Linked DNA regions of Mus musculus: region 2 is linked to region 1. A link is a loop called in an ENCODE intact Hi-C map of the cell type or tissue named here. Cell type or tissue: left cerebral cortex. All regions are shown on one strand. Each heading gives the region's core, and the rest is flanking DNA. Links, peaks and the distances in the headings are about the cores only.

Region 1 (9,854 bases), core at 999-8,998:
TGAGGTTATCCGTGCCAATATTGGGGATGCACAAGCCATGGGGCAGAGACCCATCACCTTCTTCCGCCAGGTTAGGCTGCTGTACTACCTGTGGTTACTCCTCCTTCCCCAGCTGCTCTGGACTCAGTACTTGGTTCTTCCAGGTCCTGGCCCTCTGTGTCTACCCCAATCTTCTGAGCAGTCCGGACTTCCCAGAGGATGCCAAGAGAAGGGCAGAACGCATCTTGCAGGCATGCGGGGGCCACAGCCTGGGTGAGTGCGAGCTCTAGGTGGAGCCCAAGCCTTAAGGAGAGGCAGAGAGGGACGAGTCCCTTGGGAAGATTACAGGACTTGGCCCACCTCATTTAGCTTGTCCCCTTTCAGGTGCCTATAGCATTAGCTCTGGAATCCAGCCGATTCGGGAGGATGTGGCGCAATATATTGAGAGGAGAGACGGAGGCATCCCTGCAGACCCGAACAACATATTTCTGTCCACAGGGGCCAGCGATGCCATCGTGGTAGGGTAGCCCAGGGCAGGGCAGGTCAAATCGGAGTAGCCCTATGTGTGAGGCTAGATGGGGCTGAGTCTGGTGCAGCAGCGTCAGCACAGGGCGGTGGTGGGGGCGGGGTGGGGTGTACAACTCTGGTTGCACTAACGCTGGGCTCCCTATCCGGCCTACAGACCATGCTCAAGCTGCTGGTAGCCGGCGAGGGCCGTGCGCGAACCGGTGTACTCATTCCCATTCCTCAGTACCCACTGTACTCAGCTGCGCTGGCTGAGCTGGACGCCGTGCAAGTGGACTACTACCTGGACGAAGAGCGCGCCTGGGCTCTTGACATCGCTGAGCTGCGGCGCGCTCTGTGCCAGGCACGTGACCGCTGCTGCCCTCGAGTACTATGCGTCATCAACCCCGGCAACCCCACGGGTAAACCTATCAGCTCCGCCCCCTGCAGTTTCACTCTTTTTACCCCCCCCCCCCCGCTAGCTCCGCCTCACTGGGCTCCTCCTTCCAGCCCCGCCTCTTCCTCCAGAACCTGCCCTTGCTCTCCAACCCCAAGCGCCTGGGCTGAGCACTCTTGGGCTTGGTTCTCTGTTGCCCGCGGGCGGCTGACTTTCCAGTCAGTGATGCATCTTCACACTCCAGGGCAGGTGCAGACCCGTGAATGCATCGAGGCCGTAATCCGCTTTGCTTTCGAAGAGGGACTCTTCCTGATGGCTGATGAGGTACACACAGGGGCACACAGAGTGGTGAGCAGCAGCTCAGCCCCCAGCCTGAATGACACTGCCACCCCTACAGGTATACCAAGACAATGTATATGCTGAGGGCTCTCAGTTCCATTCATTCAAGAAGGTGCTCACGGAGATGGGGCCACCATATGCCACGCAGCAGGAGCTCGCGTCTTTCCACTCAGTCTCTAAGGGCTACATGGGCGAGTGCGTACAGGCTCAGGTGGTGGTGGTGGTGGTGAAGCGGGGAGGGCTAGAGGACTCTCAGTCACTGCCACGGTGGCGCACCCTCTTCCCAGACCAGCCTCAACTCATGCTCTCCTGGGCAGGTGCGGGTTTCGTGGTGGCTATGTGGAAGTGGTAAACATGGATGCCGAGGTGCAGAAACAGATGGCGAAACTGATGAGCGTGCGGTTGTGTCCACCAGTGCCGGGCCAGGCTTTGATGGGCATGGTGGTCAGTCCGCCAACCCCCTCGGAGCCGTCCTTCAAGCAGTTTCAAGCAGTGAGCAGACCAGACCAGGCCAAAGATACCTGGTGATCCGGCTTTGGGTGGGACTATAGAGGGACACGTTGAAACCCTCTTCCATGATTCCCTCCTGTGACTGCAGGAGAGGCAGGAGGTGCTGGCTGAACTGGCAGCCAAGGCTAAACTCACGGAGCAGGTCTTCAACGAGGCCCCCGGGATCCGCTGCAACCCGGTGCAGGGCGCTATGTATTCCTTCCCTCAAATTCAGCTGCCTTTGAAAGCAGTGCAGCGTGCGCAGGTGGGGCATGCAGGGCTACATGGGGGCCGAGCAGGGTGTGGGCCTGGCGCCAGGCTGTGAGCTGACCACCCTCCTGACCCCCAGGACCTGGGCCTGGCCCCTGACATGTTCTTCTGTCTGTGCCTCCTGGAAGAGACTGGCATCTGCGTTGTGCCTGGGAGTGGCTTTGGGCAGCAGGAGGGCACCTATCATTTCCGGTGAGACCCGGGATGGGTTGACCCTGCCACTAATGGACCTGTACTTCACGCTGACCATTTGTCCTTTTCAGGATGACCATTCTGCCCCCCATGGAGAAACTGCGGGTGCTGCTGGAGAAACTGAGGCACTTCCATGCTAAATTCACTCATGAGTACTCCTGAAGCCACTGCTAGGGCCACACTGGATGCTCTCTGACTCAACAAACTGAGGGTCCTTGGGAGCCCTCACTATTTCTGATTTTGCATAGGGTCTGGGTACTTGTCCCTGCAGGTCCCTAATAAAGCTGGGTGTAGGCCTGATTTGAGGTGGCTGCCTGGGTGACCCCAGCTTTGACTCACCTGACTGGCTTTGTGTAGACACACAGACTCCACATAAGGGACACTGGAAACGGCATCTAGAGGAGTTGCTAAGGATGGTTCCCAGGGAAGGGAGGACCCTCCAGATCGTCATTCCTACATTTGGCTTGAGACAGTGCATCTGTGGGCTAGGTCTTCAGTCTTAAGTGTGGGGCATGTGATGATCGGTTACATAAAATCAACTAACATGCCAGTAAAAGGTGTGACGGCAGAGCATCTGCCTTTTAGGGCCGCAACAGAACCACTTTGGGAGGGGGTGAGGTCTGAGGGAATGCAGGGGAAAGAGACCTCAGAGGCTGTGTCAGAAACAGTAACCTTGCTCCGGGACACAGCCGTGTGTGCCAACCACAGTAGGGAGGTATTCAGCTCTTACAGCCAAGTTAGGACTGACAGCAAGGGCTTGGGCGGTGCCCACCTCCGGCAGAGCAGAGCAGGGGAGGTCCTTTTGCAAAGCACATTTAGGAACCCTTGGGGCAGATGTGTGCTAATGGAAAGATACATCCTGGACTGGGAGGCTCAGGATGAGCCCCTGTGCACAGTAGACACTGCTGGGGTTCAACTTGTTTGGTCTGCAGTGTTCCTCTGCGGTAGGCAAAGCCGTCCTCCATCCCCTAAGTTTTGTGGTACTGGGGATTGGACTCAGGACCACTGAACTATATCCTGCCTGCCACCCCTTTAAACAGCTAAGGTATCCAGGGCAACCTAAACTCATTCTTCTCTTGCCTCAGCCTGAAGAGCAAAATTATAGGGGTTTACAATCATGCCCCAAAAGTAGAACCCATTTTATAGATGTGAACACTTAGATCCTGAGACTATCTGGAAGTGGCAGGATAGCCCCTCCGTGGAAGCAAGGCAGTGCCAGGGTGCTAGGACTTGGACACTGTGTCCAAACACAAAAGAAGTTCCACCCAGTTATCTACTATAATTGAGTCAGTTAACCCAAGGCCTCATTTAACAGTCTCATTGTGGACTTGGGAGGGCACAACTCTGAGAAGGGGGAGAGACTGGGCATGAGCCTTCCCTGCAGAGCCAGAATCACGTGGTCTGGACTAACTACCCTCACTGAATACTGAAAAGGAAGTGGGTATCACGGGCAATAGCTGACTAGGTCCTGCCCTTCCCCACAAAACTCCTGCTTCTGTGGTCACTGACCTGGGGGCAGCTCTGAAGCCACAGTCTCAGCAAGGAATGGGGAGCAGTGCTAAATGCATTGTGGGGCAAAGTATTGGCTCTGTGAGCTAAGTATTAGAAATGCTTCGGGAGCTGGGCGTGGTGAGCCCGCCAGTGGTGGCGCACCCGTTTAATCCCAGCACTTGGGAGACAGAGGCAGGAAGATACTGAGTTTGAGGTCAGCCTGGTCTACAAAGTAAGTTCTATAAAGAAAACCTATCCACACACACATAAAACCAAACAAACAAACAAACAAACAAACAAAAAACCGCTAAAGTGAAAATGCTTCTTCTGGAACGGATCTGGTATCCATTCAGCAGACAGGAAGATACCTTTGAGACCAGCCTGTTACCTCAGCTTCCTTCCTAGCCACTCACATCTACCCGCTGGCATTGTGAGCAGCAGGCTGTCGTGTCCAGGTTTGGCACGAGGGGCGCCAGAGCAGATGATTTGGGTCTGTGTAGGTATCAGTAACCTGCTTAACATTTGGGTTTTAGGCCAATTGAGGACTAGTAGGGGGTTGGCTCCACCCCCAGCCCGGGTTGCCCCGCCTCTCCCTCACCCTGACCCCTGCGCAAAGCATGCCGGTAGTTATGGGCTGTGCAAGACTGCGGTCCCACCATGCGATAGGACCGGTCTATCGCTCCGCATTTTTCTCCCAGCTTCGGTACTTCCGGGATTTCTGGTCCCAGTGTGCGTGTCGGGATTACAGCCTGACTGTCCCCGGCCCTATGTAGGAGGACCAGACCCTGACTGTTCATCCTGAGCCGTCCGATCCCACCACGAACGGGCCATGCATGGGAAGTTGCTGCCGCTGGCCGGCCTCTATCTTGTGCAGGGTCTGCCCTATGGACTGCAGTCCAGTTTGCTTCCCATTTTACTGCGGGCCCGTGGCCTCTCCCTAACGCGCGTGGGTCTAACCAAGGGATTGTATGCTCCATGGCTGTTAAAGCTGGCGTGGGCACCGCTGGTGGACAGGCGGGGCACCCCGCGGGTCTGGTTAACACTCAGCACACTGTCCCTGGGCTTGGTGTGTGGACTGCTGGCTGTGTTGCCTCCTCCGCAAGCTGGCCAAACAGGGCTACCTACCACCGTGATGGGGCTGCTACTGCTGCTGAATCTGGGTGCAGCGGTGCAGGATGTGGCTCTGGACACACTCGCTGTGCAACTCCTAGAGCCAAAGGAGTTGGGACCTGGGAACACTGTACAGGTGGTCGCTTACAAGCTGGGATCAGCACTGGCTGGGGGTGGACTGTTGGTCCTCTTCCCCACTCTCTCTTGGCCACTGCTCTTTTTGCTCCTAGCTGCCACCTACTGGCTGGCTGCTGCCTTAGCCTGGGCTGCACCAGCCTTGGGAAGGCTGCCATGGCCTCAGGCCTCAGAGCATACACCCCACAGCTCCTATCTTCTACAAGATTTGCTGGCTGTGCCTGGGACCCTCTGGACAGCGGGCTTTGTGCTCACCTACAAGCTGGGTGAGTGAGGCCTGCAGTTAGTTACCATCGAGCTTAGAGCCCAAACTCTATGTTGGTCCCTAGGGCCCTGAAACCCACTCAGGGGACTGCCCTATGCTGGAATACCAGCCCAGAGCTCTGTAGCTCAGTTTTGTTTCACCTCTTAACTTCCCTCAGCTCCAGCCAATGCCCAGCCCTTTCTCTTCTAACATCTGGGGCCCATGAAAATGAAGGGGACCAGGGGCCTGACTGGTTGGAGTACTGAGGCTCCTGGAAGAAAGACTGGGGCCATCCTTGCTTACGGTCTCCTGTAGGTGAGCAGGGTGCTGGCAGCCTGTTTCCACTTCTCCTGCTGGACCATGGTGCTTCTGCCTCAGACTTGGGGCTATGGAGTGGCTTGGGTGCTGTGACCTGCTCCATTGCTGGCTCCTCCTTGGGTGGGGCTCTACTGGCCAGGCACTGGTAAGCACTCCCCAACCCTAGCCTGACCCTCAATTCCACCGGTGTCCCAGGTGATCTTACCATAGCATCTCTCAATTCCCACCCCAGGCAGCCACTGAAGCTGTTGAAGACAGTGCTGCAGCTCCGCCTTGGGAGTTTGGCTTGCCAGACTGCTCTGCTCTTCCACCTCAACAGCCCAGGGGCCAGCGTGGACCCTGGCACAGTCATGAGAGGTAAGAGGTGGACATTGGGGGGTAGGGGGCAGGAACCCAGGCTCCCACTGACCTTTCTTTGTTCTTCCAGGGGCAGTTTTGCTAAGCCTATGTCTACAACAGTTTTTTGGGGGTGTGGTCACCACTGCCACATTCACTGTGATGATGCACTGTAGCCAGCTAGCACCCAGAGCCCTGCAGGTAAGAGGGAAGGGTAGGGATGCCCAGGGACTGCAGGGGTAGAGAGTCACTCGGCCCTGATCTGCATTACCATTCCTAGGCTACACATTACAGCTTCCTGGCCACTCTGGAACTGTTGGGCAAGCTGCTCCCAGGTACCCTAGCCGGCGTGCTGGCCGACAGCCTAGGCCCACATCTCTGCTTTGCTGTCTTCCTTGTACTCTCAGCCCTGCCTGTTCTGGATCTCCGCCTGGCACCCAGTAACCTGACCTGAGCTGGATGTTGGTTAGGGCTGTCTATAAAGCCAATAAAGCTATGTATGGCCTGGATGTCTGGGACACAGGAAATGCAGCTCTCCTCAAACTGAAGGCTATGTTACCAGAAAGCACATAAAATTACTGAATGCTTTTTATTCTGCAGTTTGGATCTTCTTATCCCCTTCCTGCAGCCAGAAGGTTTTGCCTGACAGTCAGTGATGGCCACATCATGGCCTTGGTGAGCCTGACACCCTCGGAGTAGTGGCCACAGTCTGGCTTGCCTCATGCCTCAATCATGTGGCACCCTCCCATGTAAGGTGGTCATCGGCCTCTCAGCAGGAGCTCTTCTGTAGCTAGGTGCATCAGGGCATGAAAGTCCAGGTGTAGGTACTTCCTCCAGAAGCGCCGGTCCAGCCCATACACCTGGGCTGGGTAGCATGGACTCGCTAGGGTGGAGCAGAAACACAGGCCTGAGGACTCAGCTGGCTCTAATACCCATCCCCCGCTGGCACCAGGCAACCCCGTGGCCCTCACCAATGCCATGGAAGATGCGGGCCACAGCCCTTCCTGAAAACCTTTCTTCTGGCCTCAGGGACAGGAGCTGGCGGACATCCCGGCGTATTTGGTCCTCCCAGTCCTGAAGCTGTGGGAGGATAGCATGTAACCTCATCTGAGCTACCATAGCATCTGTCATGTAAAATCACACCCGGAGCAGCCAAGGAAACCTTGAGCCAAGCAGGGATTGAACTGTGGGGTCAGGGTTGAATGGGGCCATGTCACTGTCCCAAGCTTTAAGAACTATCCTCAGAGGTGTGGCACTTACCTGAGTCTGCCCAGGTTTTGGACCCTGAGTGTCCGTCATAGTTTCTTCCTCCTCCTCCTCTTCCTCAAAGTAGTAGCTGACCAGGGTCTTCACCTGATTGCTGTGCTCCTCATTAGACTGCTCTAAACAGGGTCCACAACTGGGAAAGGCCACACTGGGGACGAGACAGACCTGTCAAGAGTTGCCCATGGGGTCAGAGCGGGTGGCCTAGGCCCTGCCTACCTCTTTCCCACCTTCGAAAGGCCTTGGACATTTGGTGTAGGTGGGCCAGGGCCTTGTGTTCACGAGCCTGCACACGGTTGTACAGAAAGTCACAGATCTGGTCCTTTTCCTCATCTGTCAGGTCCCCGCGACTGTGCAGGTGAAAGGCCAACTCGCTGAACTTCACAAGCACTCCGGTGCCCTGTGCTGCGCCTGTCAGCGAGTGTGTGGGTCGGAGGGGAACAGCTGGCTAGCACAGCCCAGCCTGGGGTAGTGGTGGGCATACATACCTTTCTTTGGCTCTGGGTCCCACTTCAGCTGGTGGAGAGCCTGCCGTACAGAGGCCAACTTCCAGCCCATCGAGTCTGCCAGTTCCACCACACCAAACTCTAAGGAGCTCCTGCCCTGACTTGTGTCTTTAGGTGGCCACTTGGCCTGGCATGCAGCCAAAGGGGGACACCTGTGCCCAAGGAACAAAGGAGTTTATGGCCAGCAGCTCTTATTCTTTATCTTTATCCTTACCCTGAGGTAAGATGTGCTTACCTGTGGGCCAGAGCTTGCAGCTGGGCACTGCCGCCAAGGCAATGCAGATGGCACTGGGCGTAGGTCCAGGGCAGCAGCTCCAACCAGTGCCGAGGGTGTAGTTCCAAATAGCACAGCAGAGTCTCAATAGCTAGAGGCAGAGAAAGGCTCAGGAGAGGTGGCACCAGCCTCTCCCTGTAACCCAAATCCTGCTTGGCTCCTTACCCTCCTCTGTCATGTCCAGAGCCTGTACTGTAGACTGCACTGGGAGTGCCCGCTCATGGCCCAGGCAGGCCTGGCCCAGTACAGGGTATGTTTGTTGGCCACTGTGCTCTTTGACTTCCTCAGGTGAGGACTTGGAAACAGGTCTCTGGCTGCAGGTGCAGGGTGGGAACACACGCTGCACCAGCCTCTTCACAGCTAGGAAGTCAGTGCTGTCAGCGTGGGCATGTCTGCGCAGTTCCCAAAGGTCTTCACCCTGCATTGGGACAGTCATATGCACAGAACTACCACACTTAGGCCCAGGGCGGCAGCTTACAGGAAGACAAGATAGCAGCTGGGGCTGAAGTGGCCTAGGAATAGTGGAACCCCTGGGTCTGTCCTGGTCTGGGGAGATGGGGCTGCCGACCTGGGGGTGCATGAATAGGTGGCAATGGGCAGGCTTCCCATCACGCCCTGCACGGCCGATAGCTTGCACGTAGCTCTCGAAGCTTGGAGGCAGTCCCAGGTGCAGCACAGCCCGAACATCTGGACGGTCCAGTCCCATCCCAAATGCTACCGTGGCCACTACCATGCGCAGGTGGCCCCGCATGAAGGCCTGTTGTACTCGTCGCCGTTCCTGGCTGCTCATGCCAGCATGGTAGGCTTCAGCTATAGCCTCGGGGCCACAGCCTGTAGAGAAGGTGTGTGAGTGACTGATGAGACCACAGCAGGCACACAGAGGAAAGGGTCCTTCGGTGCCAAACCCTGCATGTGCCTACCTCTTGGCCTTGAGTCGCCCACCATGGACAGGCAGGTGCGGAGGAGTGCAGCCACCCGTTCTGTATCCTTTCGCCGAGTGCAGTAAATGATAACTGAATCCAGGGTACGAAAACGGTCCCCTTGCAGCAATGTCACCAGAGCCTGGCAACGAGGAACGATTAACATGGCAGCTTGTGGGCTTCTGACAGGTTCCCTGGTATGTACTTACATACCTGGTCTGAGTCTCTATCCATGGACACGGAGAGGTGCAGATTGGCAGGGATGTTGGCTGACCCGCTGAGCTCAAACTCGCCAGCTATGCCAAGGTGCTGAGCCACATCTCGAGCAGTGCTTCGTGTGGCTGTGGCTGTGAGACCCAAGAAGCAGCGCACCCCCATATGCTCCCGGAGAACCTGAACCAGGACAGTGCTCAACCACTCAGCCCACCCGGGTCCCAGTCCGCCTCCGCCGGACCCCAGACAAAAACTCACTTTGCAAACACGTAGGTAGCAGGGCCGGAAGTTATGTGACCACTGAGAGAGGCAGTGGACCTCATCAATGCAGGCGAAGGCAATTGGAGGCAGCTGAGCGGCCTGGGGGAGGCTGCCGGGACCCCTAGCCCCGCACCCCACCAAGGCCTCTGGGGACACGATCAGCACGTGCACCTGGGCTGCCCGTACCTGCAGGGAAGAAGGAAGCTCACAGGCACTGTGTAGATGGATGCCCACTACCCCCCATCCATGGAGGCCCCCCCGACCTTCTTCAAGACAGACTCTCGTTGTTTCTTGGTCATTCCTGAGTGGAGGCAGGCTGCCTTCAGACATGAAGGCAGATCGGACACCTGTAGATACAATGCTGTCACAGCCCAACACAACCTAATCTCTTCCCCCCTAAATTCTCTCAGATACTTAGCCCCCTTGAAACAAATGCATCTGACACTGGGTTCTGGGAGAAAAGGCAGAGGCAAGGAACGAGATGGAGAACATTGGGCATTCGGCTGTGTCACCCTTAGAAAGAGGTCAGCTGGCATGTTTAAGGAACTAGAAGCACCTAAGGGTATCAGAGCTATCAGTTTTCAGACTTTCCAGGTCCTGAGCACCTGTCTGT
Region 2 (9,854 bases), core at 569-8,568, 170 kb before region 1:
GGAGTGTCTATCCCCTGAGCTGTACCCCGTGCCCCTAAGCTCTTTTAGCCTTGAGGGATGTTGGCAAGGGAGGCTTTGGATGAAGAGAGAACTTTTCCATTCACAAGCTGAATCTGAAGAAAATATCTCCTATCTAGAACTCACCAGGTTGAAAAGTTAAACCTTTTTCTTTGTTCATAGTCACTAGCTTACAAAACATTATTTTTTGGCACGTTCAGATAGGGTTTTATGAAGCCCACGTTGGTCTTAAGATTCAGTTGTAGCTAGGGATGAATTTGAACTTGATCCTCCCAGTGGTACGATAGGCTCCGTCCCACCAGACCTGGTTTTATGCAGGGTTTGAGACTGAACTCATAACTTTGTATAAGCGAGGCAAACACTTTACCGACTAAGTCACACTCCAAGCCATGCATTAGGGTTTCATTTTAAGGAATAGCCTCTGGGTATAGGATTAAAATGTAGGGCACCACCACCTATGAAATGTTTTTGGCATCAAGTCCAGAGTGTAAGAGTTAAGATTCCTGGGGGCTGGCGTGATGGTTCAGCAGTTAAGAGCACTGACTGCTCTTCTGAAGGTCCTGAGTTTAAATCCCAGCAACCACATGGTGGCTTACAACCACTGGTAATGAGATCTGACGCCCTCTTCTGGTATGTCAGAAGTCAGCTACAGTGTACTTATGTATAATAATAAATGAAGCTTTGGTCCAGAGCAAGCAGGGACTGAGTGAGTGGGGTTGACCTGAGCGAGTAGAGGTCCTAAAAATTCAATCCCCAACAACCACATGAAGGCTTACAACAATCTGTACAACTACAGTGTACTCACATACATAAAATAAATAAATAAATCTTTAAAAAAAAAAGAGAGAGTTAAGATTTCCTATTTGGTGAGCTCAAAGATCGGAGGCAACGTTCAAGACCAGTTTTTGTGTGTGTGTGTGTGTGTGTGTGTGTGTGTGTGTGTGTGTGTGTTGTTTTGTTTTGTGTGTGTGTGTGTGTGTGTGTGTTGTTTGGGACAAGGTGGTCCCTCTGGAGTCCAGGCTGGCCTTGCACTTATGCCAGGTCCCTCTCAGCCTTCTACGTGCTGACACTACAGGCATGAGCTACCATGGCCAGCTCTTCCAACCACCTTACCATTGCTGGCAACACTTCATCCTGAAGGCTATCTTGAAGAAATTCCTGGGTGTGAATCTTTCTTAACAGATTGGATTGTTATCTAACCTGTTGAAAGCCTACCTGGTGTTTAGAGGCATCATACTGGCTTGGGCTAAATGAGCTAAGCCATTCAAAACAAAAAGAGACCCTTGAGCTTCAACATTCTTGCAAGTACAGACAAAAAGATGGTTATAAGCCGGGCGTGGTGGCGCACGCCTTTAGTCCCAGCACTCGGGAGGCAGAGGCAGGCAGATTTCTGAGTTCGAGGCTAGCCTGGTCTACAAAGTGAGGTCCAGGACAGCCAGGGCTATACAAAGAAACCCTGTCTTGAAAAAGCAAAAAAAAAAAAAAAAAAAAAAAAAAAAAAAAAAAAAAAAAAAAAAGATGGTTATAGGACAGAGCTAAAGTTGAGAACAAGCGGGGTGGGGGGCTGGGGGTGACGCACGCCTTTAATCCCAGCTCTAGGGAGGCAAGGGCAGGCAAATCTCTGAGCTGGAGGCCAGCCTGATCTACAGAGCTACTTTGATAGCCAGGGCTACACAGAGAAGCCCTGTCTTGAACCCCACCAAAACAAACCAACAAAACCACCTCCTACTGCTCTGTACAACTAAAACCAGTAATATGGCTGTTTGTGGTGTGCGAGCCTGAAATCCTAGCACCTGAGAGGGAGGAGGAGCCAGCTCTAAAGTTTGAGACACACCTAGATCTCATGGTAAAGCCATCACCTTATTGTAAGGATCTAGCTTGACAGCAAATGCTAGGAAACTCCACACAATAGTTTATGCCATGATTTTCTTTTTCACACAAGTAGCTCCCATTGTGAACCACCAGCCTCTCTTCAGTGGAACTCCATGAGCAACAAGCTCTCCAGGCCCAAGTCCTTGCTCTGTAATCAGCACATGGGAGACGTGAGGAAGGTCATGAGTTTGAGACCAGCCTCAACCACATAGAAAATTTGAAGCAAATTTGAAGCTAGCCTAAAATACATGAGACAGGATTTTTTTGGTTTGGTTTGGTTTGGTTTTTCGAGGTAGGGTTTCTCTGTAGCCCTGGCTGCCCTGGAACTCACTCTGTAGATCAGGCTGGCCTCAAATGCAGAGGTCCACCTGCCTCTGCCTCCTGAATGCTGGGAATAAAGAAAGGTGTGCACCACCGCCACCTGGTAACAGTTTCTTCTCTTTTCTTGGGGTGGGGGTGGGGTGCATTTGAAATAGGGTTTCTCTATATAACCCTGGTTTCCTAGAACTAGCTCTGTAGATCAGGCTGGCCTCGAATGCAGAGATCCACCTGCCTCTGCCTCTTGAGTGCTAGGATTAAAGGAGCGCACCACCACCACTTCATCAGGCAACAGCTTCTTAAAAAGTTAAAAATAAATAACGAAGCCCATCTGAACTCCAGAAATTGTGGGCGTATTCCTCCAACAAAAAGAAGTGGCAAAAACTGACAATGCTTATCTGTAAGATCAGTTTCAGATATCAAACCATCCACTGTTATGTCGTTTTATCCCGGAGTTATTCAAATAACCTCCCAAATGGTGTGCGCTGCAGGCCAACAGTATATTCCCTTGTGTGTGTGGCTGTATACCTGACCAGTTATCTGCTAGGGCAGAAGCAGGTGATGGGAATAGATCCTACTCCCAATCCCGTTCACAGCCCTCATCTTCCCTTTCTGCCCATCCAAGAACATGGTTCCTACAAACAGTCAATCTCCTGCCTCATCATAAATCTAGAACTGTCATATCTGTGCATTGGCATTCTTTTGAAAAAATAGTGTCTGTCTTGTCCTTGTGCGTAGCGGTGCCCCCCCCCCCCCACCTCCAAGAGACATAGCTCCCTTGGAGCTAGAGTTGCAGATGGCTGATGCTGCAGACCAAAGCTGGGTCCTCTTTAAGAGCAGTATGCTTGCTCTTTTAACCACCAAGCCACACCTCCAGCCCCCTCCATGCTCCCATGGCAGCCTCAGGTACCAGGAGGCCTCAGGTGCTAGAGTGGGAGCCAGTGTTCTGCCAGACACGGGAGTTCCCTGGGAATACAAAGCATACACTCTGGTGAGCCTGACAACCTGGCTAAGGAATGTGGAAGCCAAGTGTTCAAACACAGAGTTGGGGTGCACAGTCTCCAATGTACCGAAAGGCCCAAGGCATTATCACCTGACTGCGTTCCATATCACTATTGGCTGGACTAGGGGCAGGTGCCTAAATCAGACAGACCAATCATAGTCTGATGCCCTCACTGGTTATGACCAGTTCAACACCCACTGGCTCAGAGGGGCAGGAAGTCCTGAGACTAGTGATGAGTTCAGACACTGGGGGCTGAGGTTGGGGATTCCCTGATATTCTCCTATCTTCCAACACAAATTCTGAAATTTGCCCCAGCAGTTGGAGAAGATGTGGTTCCCCAGGTCACACTGGAAGGTCTGGGCTAGGGGAAGACCATGAAAGGAAGCCCTCTGGAAAACAAACCAACAGACAGGAAACCTCCTGGTTAGAGGCTAAAGTGGCTTTAATTAGAGGAAGGGCAGTGGGCGGGGCTGGCTGTTAGTCCCTCCAGGATGGGGATAAGGGACACAGGGTAGGCAAAAGGAGGCCAGGGCTCAGGCCCCAGGGTTACACATCCAGGTCGTTGACACTTGACTTAGTGTAGACTTGTGTTTTTCGCTGCACAATGCCAGGGCTAAAGGAGGCCCCCAGTGGCCAGTGGCGGACTACATGACGATAGGAGGAGGCCAGGTAGTCAAAGTAGTTGATGTTGAGTTTCCGGGCAAGGTGCCGGCCCAAGAATTCCATTTGCTATGAATAAGGGAGTGGCAGCCAGTTCTCCGTTCTCCGGATAAGAGAATCCCCACCAGCATGCTCTTTAGGTATCCCTTCCCCTTAACGGGGGTGTATCCTCACCCCACCCCTGCCCAGAATTCCCAGCGCTCCTGCTGCCCTTAACATAGTGGAGGTCTCAGGAGTACTATATTTACCCTCTGAGTGCAAAACAGCCCCATCCAAGAGCTGCAAACAGTAGTATCTTTTTGTCAGGGGGGTGGGGTGGGGAGGAATGGGGGAGAAGGGGCGGGGTTTGGGACAGGACCCACCTCATAGCGCTCTGACAGCTGCACCAGCACAAGTGGCTCTAGCTTGTGGCCACAAAGGACCAGCTGGAAGAAGCGACCTCCATAGGCTGCCAATAGATGAGCAACTGAGCCAAGAACCTAACCTCTTAGAGCCTAGGAGTAGGACGGTAGGGGTGGGGCCTCCAAGGTGGGAGTATCCAGGTGTACTGTAGGCCCCTCCCAGCTCTGAATCCATGCCCTCCCACTCTGACCCTCTCCCATCTCAGGCATCACCATCAGAACTGAGTGCCAGGCGCACGTAGACCAGATGCATTGGCCCCTGACATACAGTTCGGCCTTGGATGGAGAAGTGGTACATGCCGCGCGTGTGGTTCAACACTAGGCGGCGCTGCGGTATTGAGGAGAGCATGAGCCACAAGCCTATAACCATGCCATAGGCAGGAAAGCACCAGGTCTCCTGATACTTCACCTGTGGGTACCAGGGATTAACGGAAGTGAGTTCTGGCAAGAGGCTCTTGTGTGGCCCTATGCAAAGAGGCTGTGGGGTGGGGTGGGGTGGGGCAGGAGCTCTGACCTCTCTCAGGACATTACAGGAAATGAAGACAAGGCAGATGATAAAGAGCATCGTCCCCTTCCAGAGCGTGTCCAAATAGTACTCGAGCACAAAGACTGAGGGCGGCATGACCCAGCACATGAGGACAGCTAGGAGCTGCCCTTAGCTCCAGGACAGTACCAGGGATTTGGGGGAAAGGGCCCGCCCAGTGGAGATTCTCCATGGTACTACCGCGTCTCCTCCCACAAGTACACCTGCCTATACCCTCCTAACCCCAGCCACCCTCCCCACTTCTGGGATCCTGACCACGCCCAGTCCCCGCCCACCATCCGGCTGTTGCTGCTTGAAGGGGTAAAAGCTGTTATTCTTGAGCTGATTGGCTAAGTGGCGCTCGGTAGAGAAGAGTCCTACGTTCCAGAGTTTGAAGTACTTAACAAGGGCGGAGAAGCGGGAGCCACTGGCCTGCTGCTCCTTGGGGACCTAATTAGGTAGATCTGGTCAGGATCCAGCTTGCCCACTGCCGCTGCCCCACTGTCTTTATACAGGGCTCCCACCCGAGACAATTCCAGGGTTGCAGCTGAGGGAAGAATCAAGAGCCGCCAGACAACAGCAGGGCAGAGAAGCAGGGAGCAGTCCAGGCTGGGCTGCCTGGGTTCTAGAAGCTCAGAGTAAAGGGTTCTAGAAGGGGCTTTTCTATTGACCACACCTATCTAGTGAGCTTGCCCTCCCTGGTTAGTCTCCACTACCTGGAAGGTAGCCTGGCTGCCTCGTGGTTGGACAACCTGAGCCCGTGCTACCAACACTGTCACTTCATGGATGCTGGTAGCTGATAAAGGTCTTTTTCTCGCTCCTACTATTTTATACCTCACTGTCTACCCTATCCTTAGACAACTGTGTCCCAAGTGAGCTAAGACACTTAACACACACACACACACACACACACACACACACAGGTTCATGCCTGCTGTAGCATACTCCATCATGTATAACCCTGTTCCTCACCCAACCACTTACTCTAAGGACCATACACAGTCTGACGTGTTGGTTTCTGCTTGTAAGCCTACCACATTGGAGGCTGAGATGGGTGAATTGTTGTGAGTCAGCCTGGGCTACACCGTGAGTTCCAAGCCAGCCTAAATTTGTGTGAAAAGGATCTCAAATAAAACAACAAAGGACTGTACAGAGTGCCTAAAAATTACTTAATTGTGGGGCTGGAGAGATGGCTCAGTGGTTAAGAGCACAGACTGCTCTTCTGAGGGTCCCGAGTTCAAGTCCCAGCAGCCACATGGTGGCTCACAACCATCTGTAATGAGATCTGATGCCCTCTTCTGGTGTGTCTAAAGATAGCTACAGTGTACTTACATATAATAAATAAATAAATCTTTTTTTAAAAAAAAACCTTTATTGTAACAAAACCTCCAACATTTCAAAGTGAAAATGAGCAGGGTAAACCTGGCTGCCCTCTAAGTGGGCTCTTTGGCAGAGGGCGGGCTGGTAAGTAGCTGCTCTAGACACCACTGGACTTCCTCCAGGCCCCGGTAGACGCGCTTCAGACCTCGGGGGAGGCAACGACAGGACTCCAGGTTAAGATACAGCAGCCCCGGGCAACCACTAATCACAGAACTGTGAACAGGCAAGCCGTGGGAAAGTGAGCTGTTGGCCAGAGAGCCCCGTCTGCCCTCACATATACCAGGCCTACCACCCCAAGCCACCCAAGCCCAAATCTAGTACTCTCGGTGTCCCCAAGGAGTTGGACGAGTGACTCGTGTCTATACCCCTCCTGGACCCTGGCAATGAGGAGTCAGGGAGCACTCCTCTGGTCCCTAAGTGAGACACGGCAGCAAGTGGTTCAAGATCCACAGAATTAGTGAACGGTGCACTGACCTGACCGTGCTTGGGGTAACTCGGGTACCCCTCAGGTTGAGGGAGCACAAGGCTGGGTGTAAGCCCCCAGGGGTGCCCGAGAAAACAGCCAGGGCCTGTTCCAAGTCCTTCTCGCTGAAGCCTTGGCCACTGAAGTCCAGCTCCCTCAGGGTGTGATACCACTTCCGGGTCAACAGGGGGCTGCCATCCTTAGCCAGGGTCAAGCCATCAGATATGCCATACAGGCCCAGGTAGAGTTGCTCCAGCTCTGAGATGGGAGAACTCGGTGTGACTATTAGGGCACTCAGTGACCACCCCCACCCCACCCCGACCCCCCCACACCTTCCCAAGCAAAGCCAGCTAGCTGACCTTGACATGGCAGATGACACAGACCGCTAGGAGTGACCCTAGCGCAGCCTCGAAGGTCCAGCATGCGCAGTTTCGGGGAGCGATGGAGCAATCGGCCCAGAACCTCATTGCTCACAAAGTTGCAGGTGGAGCCAGCCAAACAGAGCTCCTCAAGACTGGGGAAGCCTGGTCCCTGGGGCACGCCTCGGCCACACGGCTTGGGAAGCCAAATCAGATTCAGCAGCCGCAGCACCTAGGAAGAGGGAAGAAGAAGGAGGGAGGAGGGACAGGCTGCAGATATGGCAAGGGGTGGCAGGTGGGAGACAGTAGGGTATAAATACCTGCAGCTGGGGGCAGCCTTTCTGCAGGGCTTCCACAGGCAGCTGCAGGGGTGTGTTGTTGCAGTTCATGCCAGTGCTGACCTGGAGGACTTGGAGCTGTGGGCAGCAGTTGTCCTGGAATGGTGGGATAAACACTGCTAGGTCAAAGGCCTGGGCTGGTCCCCACTGAGCCCTTTTCCTGACCATCCCCAGCCTACCAGCAGTGCGCCCAAGATGGCCGTCGTCTGGGAACTGTAGGTCAGCCACAGTTTACGCATTCGGGACCCGGCCTCCTCCAAGAAGCTCACCACAGCTGTGGACTCCACCTGGGGATCCAGCCCAAAGGTGCAGCTCATGCATGTCACAAGGGCCCAGGCGATTTCAGGGTCCCCCACCCACCCACGGCAAAGGACTCACCATGGAATGATGTAGGTCCAGGCTGTGGAGCTGGCAGCAGGCTCTCGCTAACATGACCAGAGTTTCAGCAGTCACAGTGTGGCAGTCTGAAAGCTTGAGGAAGGTGAGCCGAGGGCAGAACTTGCTAACCAGCTGTAGCAAGAGATAGAGAGAGAGAGAGAGACCATCCAGGGTTGTGGAGGGCAGGTAAAGGTCTATCTACAGGGACACTGGTAGTCATGACAAGCCTATCCTATAGTCCCAGCTATGACTCCATTCTGTCCACGCCAGGCCTACATGGAAATTGCTGTCTCCTCCAGCAATTTCCTAAGATGTCAGCAAGACGAAACTGAGCAGGCAGGCAGACAACTCTGTGGTACACCACCAGGGCACCCTCCCCATAGTAGACCACTCAAACGTGACAGCTTGTGTGCAGGGCAGTCTCCAGCTCTTACCTCCAACACAGAGTGTACTTGAGACTTCCAGTGGATGAGGGTCAAGCTCTGGAGCTGAGAGAACCTGGGCGACAGCAAGGCCCGGCTGTAGTTGTGCTCTTGTCCTTACGCTGCCCCCTTCTGGACAGAATCCTCCCCTACTCAACGCGGATGCAGGGAAGACAACAGACAGTAAGATGACAAGGAGCCCTCACCGATTGGGTACGAGCCACTCCAGGCAAGCAAGGAGCTTCTTCTCTCCCTTAAGGTTGCCCTTGCCAGCCCGGCCAACCAGCGAGGGTGACAGGGTCACAGTATGCCAGAGTGAAGGATGGGAGGTGGCTTCGTGCCAGTGACGGCAAACGCGTGCAGCCCTAGGAGAAGAAAAAGTTTGCTGAGAGTGCGTGGCCTTTTGCGGGTAATGCCTACAATGGAGTGTTTTAGGAGCAGCGCAGCGGTCTTAAAGCCTGCCGTCGCCCGTTCTCAGTGCTAGGCTTTGAGCTCTAAGTGAAGACAGGTGCCGGAGCACTTGTGTTCGCCCGATGTGATGCCTGCTCTGCCCTCTGCTCTGCAGCACCCGCTCAGTGCGCCAGTCTCTACCGCGGCAGGCGCTGTTGGTGTACCTGCCAAGAAACGGCATGGGCCCATGAGCCGCAACCAACAACCCGAAAATATGCACCAGGACTTCTAAGGGAATACGGTCTCCCCAACCAGAGTCCAGGCCCTGATCGAGCGACGGCTCCGGTCGGGGTTTGGTCCTGGGCTTGGCGACAGCCGTGGGGCCACGAGCCAGTGACCTCGGAGCGCGGCGACGGGCGCGCCGGTGCGCACGAGCGCGGGGAGGCTCCAGGTCCGGCAGCACGAGCAACATGCTGTCCGCTTGCAGCAGGTGGTACCCAGAGCCGCGAGGTGCCAGGCGGTCCCACCACCAGTCCTCCGCCGAGCGGCCCCGCGCATCGGGCCGCTTGGAGCTTCGAACTCGACGTCTAACTCGCCTAGAGGCCACGGGAGCCATAGCCCCCGGGAGCTGAACTAAAAGCGGAAGGTGGGTGGGCAGAGAGGAAGGGGCGTGGCCCCTTAGCTCACTCCTTTACACTACACTTAGCTTCCGGGGGTGGGACTTCCGCCGCAGTCTAGCGCATTAGCCGGCGTCTTACTACAACCCTTTGGCTGGGGTTTGGCTGCCTTCCGGGCTAAGTGGCGTGCTCCCGGGGCTGGGCGGGCTGCTCCGGCCCCACGCCCCTGATGCACCGCACTCAGCCGAGGAGCCCAGAATCGAATCAAGTCAGCCAGCCACACCTCTTGCCGATCCACGCCGGCTGCCTGAAGTTAGCTGTCATCCAGTCTGGTTTAGCCGCGCCAAGACTTGGTCCTCCGCAAGCATCAAGGACTGGCTCTTTCGCTCATCTTCCTCCCCGGAACCATGCTTTAAGCCAGCTTCTCGCTCCCCCGCTTGCCAGTCTTGTACAGAAGGGTCCCGGTGCAGGCTCCATGGTAGGTGCAGCTCCTGATCTATCCGCCGCCTCCCTCCAGGTGCCTTGGTTTTGCAATCTGGCCACCTCAGACCCTGACTCTGCCCACTCGCATGTTTTTTTGTTTGTTTGTTTGTTTTGTTTTGGTTTGTTTTGGTTTGTTTTTTGTCTCCGTCCAGGTGAAAAAGCTTGACTCTTTTTTTCTCTAGAATAGTTAGAGAAGCTTTGGATCTACGTGGGAAAAGGGCGGACTGTT

Evidence for each region. A loop is a pair of places that touch in the nucleus more often than their neighbours do. Peaks named below come from ENCODE experiments on the same cell type or tissue, not always from the same donor. Only the 100,000 strongest peaks of a DNase experiment are listed, where the experiment ranks them.
Region 2: it touches region 1 in a loop (3.0-fold over the local background); 6 of 42 quality-filtered maps call a loop at or near these places.

Annotation. Positions count from the first base shown.
Region 1 is chr15:76,697,179-76,707,032 of GRCm38, forward strand. It overlaps Gpt (glutamic pyruvic transaminase, soluble), which reads left to right. Exons shown (of 11, transcript NM_182805.3): 2 at 1-70; 3 at 144-252; 4 at 364-497; 5 at 662-905; 6 at 1,125-1,204; 7 at 1,278-1,414; 8 at 1,537-1,711; 9 at 1,818-1,973; 10 at 2,058-2,170; 11 at 2,242-2,497. The coding sequence ends at 2,332. It overlaps Mfsd3 (major facilitator superfamily domain containing 3), which reads left to right and starts at 4,364. Exons shown (of 5, transcript NM_027122.3): 1 at 4,364-5,172; 2 at 5,466-5,613; 3 at 5,701-5,825; 4 at 5,896-6,005; 5 at 6,085-7,061. The coding sequence starts at 4,491. The coding sequence ends at 6,258. It overlaps Recql4 (RecQ protein-like 4), which reads right to left. Exons shown (of 22, transcript NM_058214.3): 11 at 9,505-9,588; 12 at 9,239-9,427; 13 at 8,981-9,160; 14 at 8,768-8,909; 15 at 8,416-8,678; 16 at 8,013-8,265; 17 at 7,809-7,938; 18 at 7,556-7,725; 19 at 7,298-7,478; 20 at 7,065-7,218; 21 at 6,776-6,884; 22 at 6,375-6,687. The coding sequence ends at 6,563. In left cerebral cortex, for the core only: CTCF peaks have their summits at 4,128 and 5,004 (motif pointing left); DNase peaks (open chromatin) are centred at 3,835, 4,258 and 4,990; H3K4me3 peaks cover 1,219 bases; H3K27ac peaks cover 1,723 bases.
Region 2 is chr15:76,529,576-76,539,429 of GRCm38, forward strand. Tmem249 (transmembrane protein 249) reads right to left here and starts at 5,422. Exons shown (of 6, transcript NM_001378247.1): 1 at 5,320-5,422; 2 at 5,092-5,245; 3 at 4,787-4,881; 4 at 4,486-4,681; 5 at 4,234-4,319; 6 at 3,636-3,940. The coding sequence starts at 4,837. The coding sequence ends at 3,758. Fbxl6 (F-box and leucine-rich repeat protein 6) reads right to left here and starts at 9,171. Exons shown (of 9, transcript NM_013909.2): 1 at 8,750-9,171; 2 at 8,342-8,500; 3 at 8,148-8,211; 4 at 7,714-7,845; 5 at 7,515-7,622; 6 at 7,318-7,431; 7 at 6,998-7,229; 8 at 6,650-6,896; 9 at 6,148-6,388. The coding sequence starts at 9,141. The coding sequence ends at 6,229. Slc52a2 (solute carrier protein 52, member 2) reads left to right here and starts at 9,255. Exons shown (of 5, transcript NM_029643.4): 1 at 9,255-9,620; 2 at 9,808-9,854. In left cerebral cortex, for the core only: CTCF peaks have their summits at 581, 4,585, 6,798 and 8,264 (motif pointing left); DNase peaks (open chromatin) are centred at 4,569, 5,112 and 8,284; H3K4me3 peaks cover 922 bases; H3K27ac peaks cover 691 bases.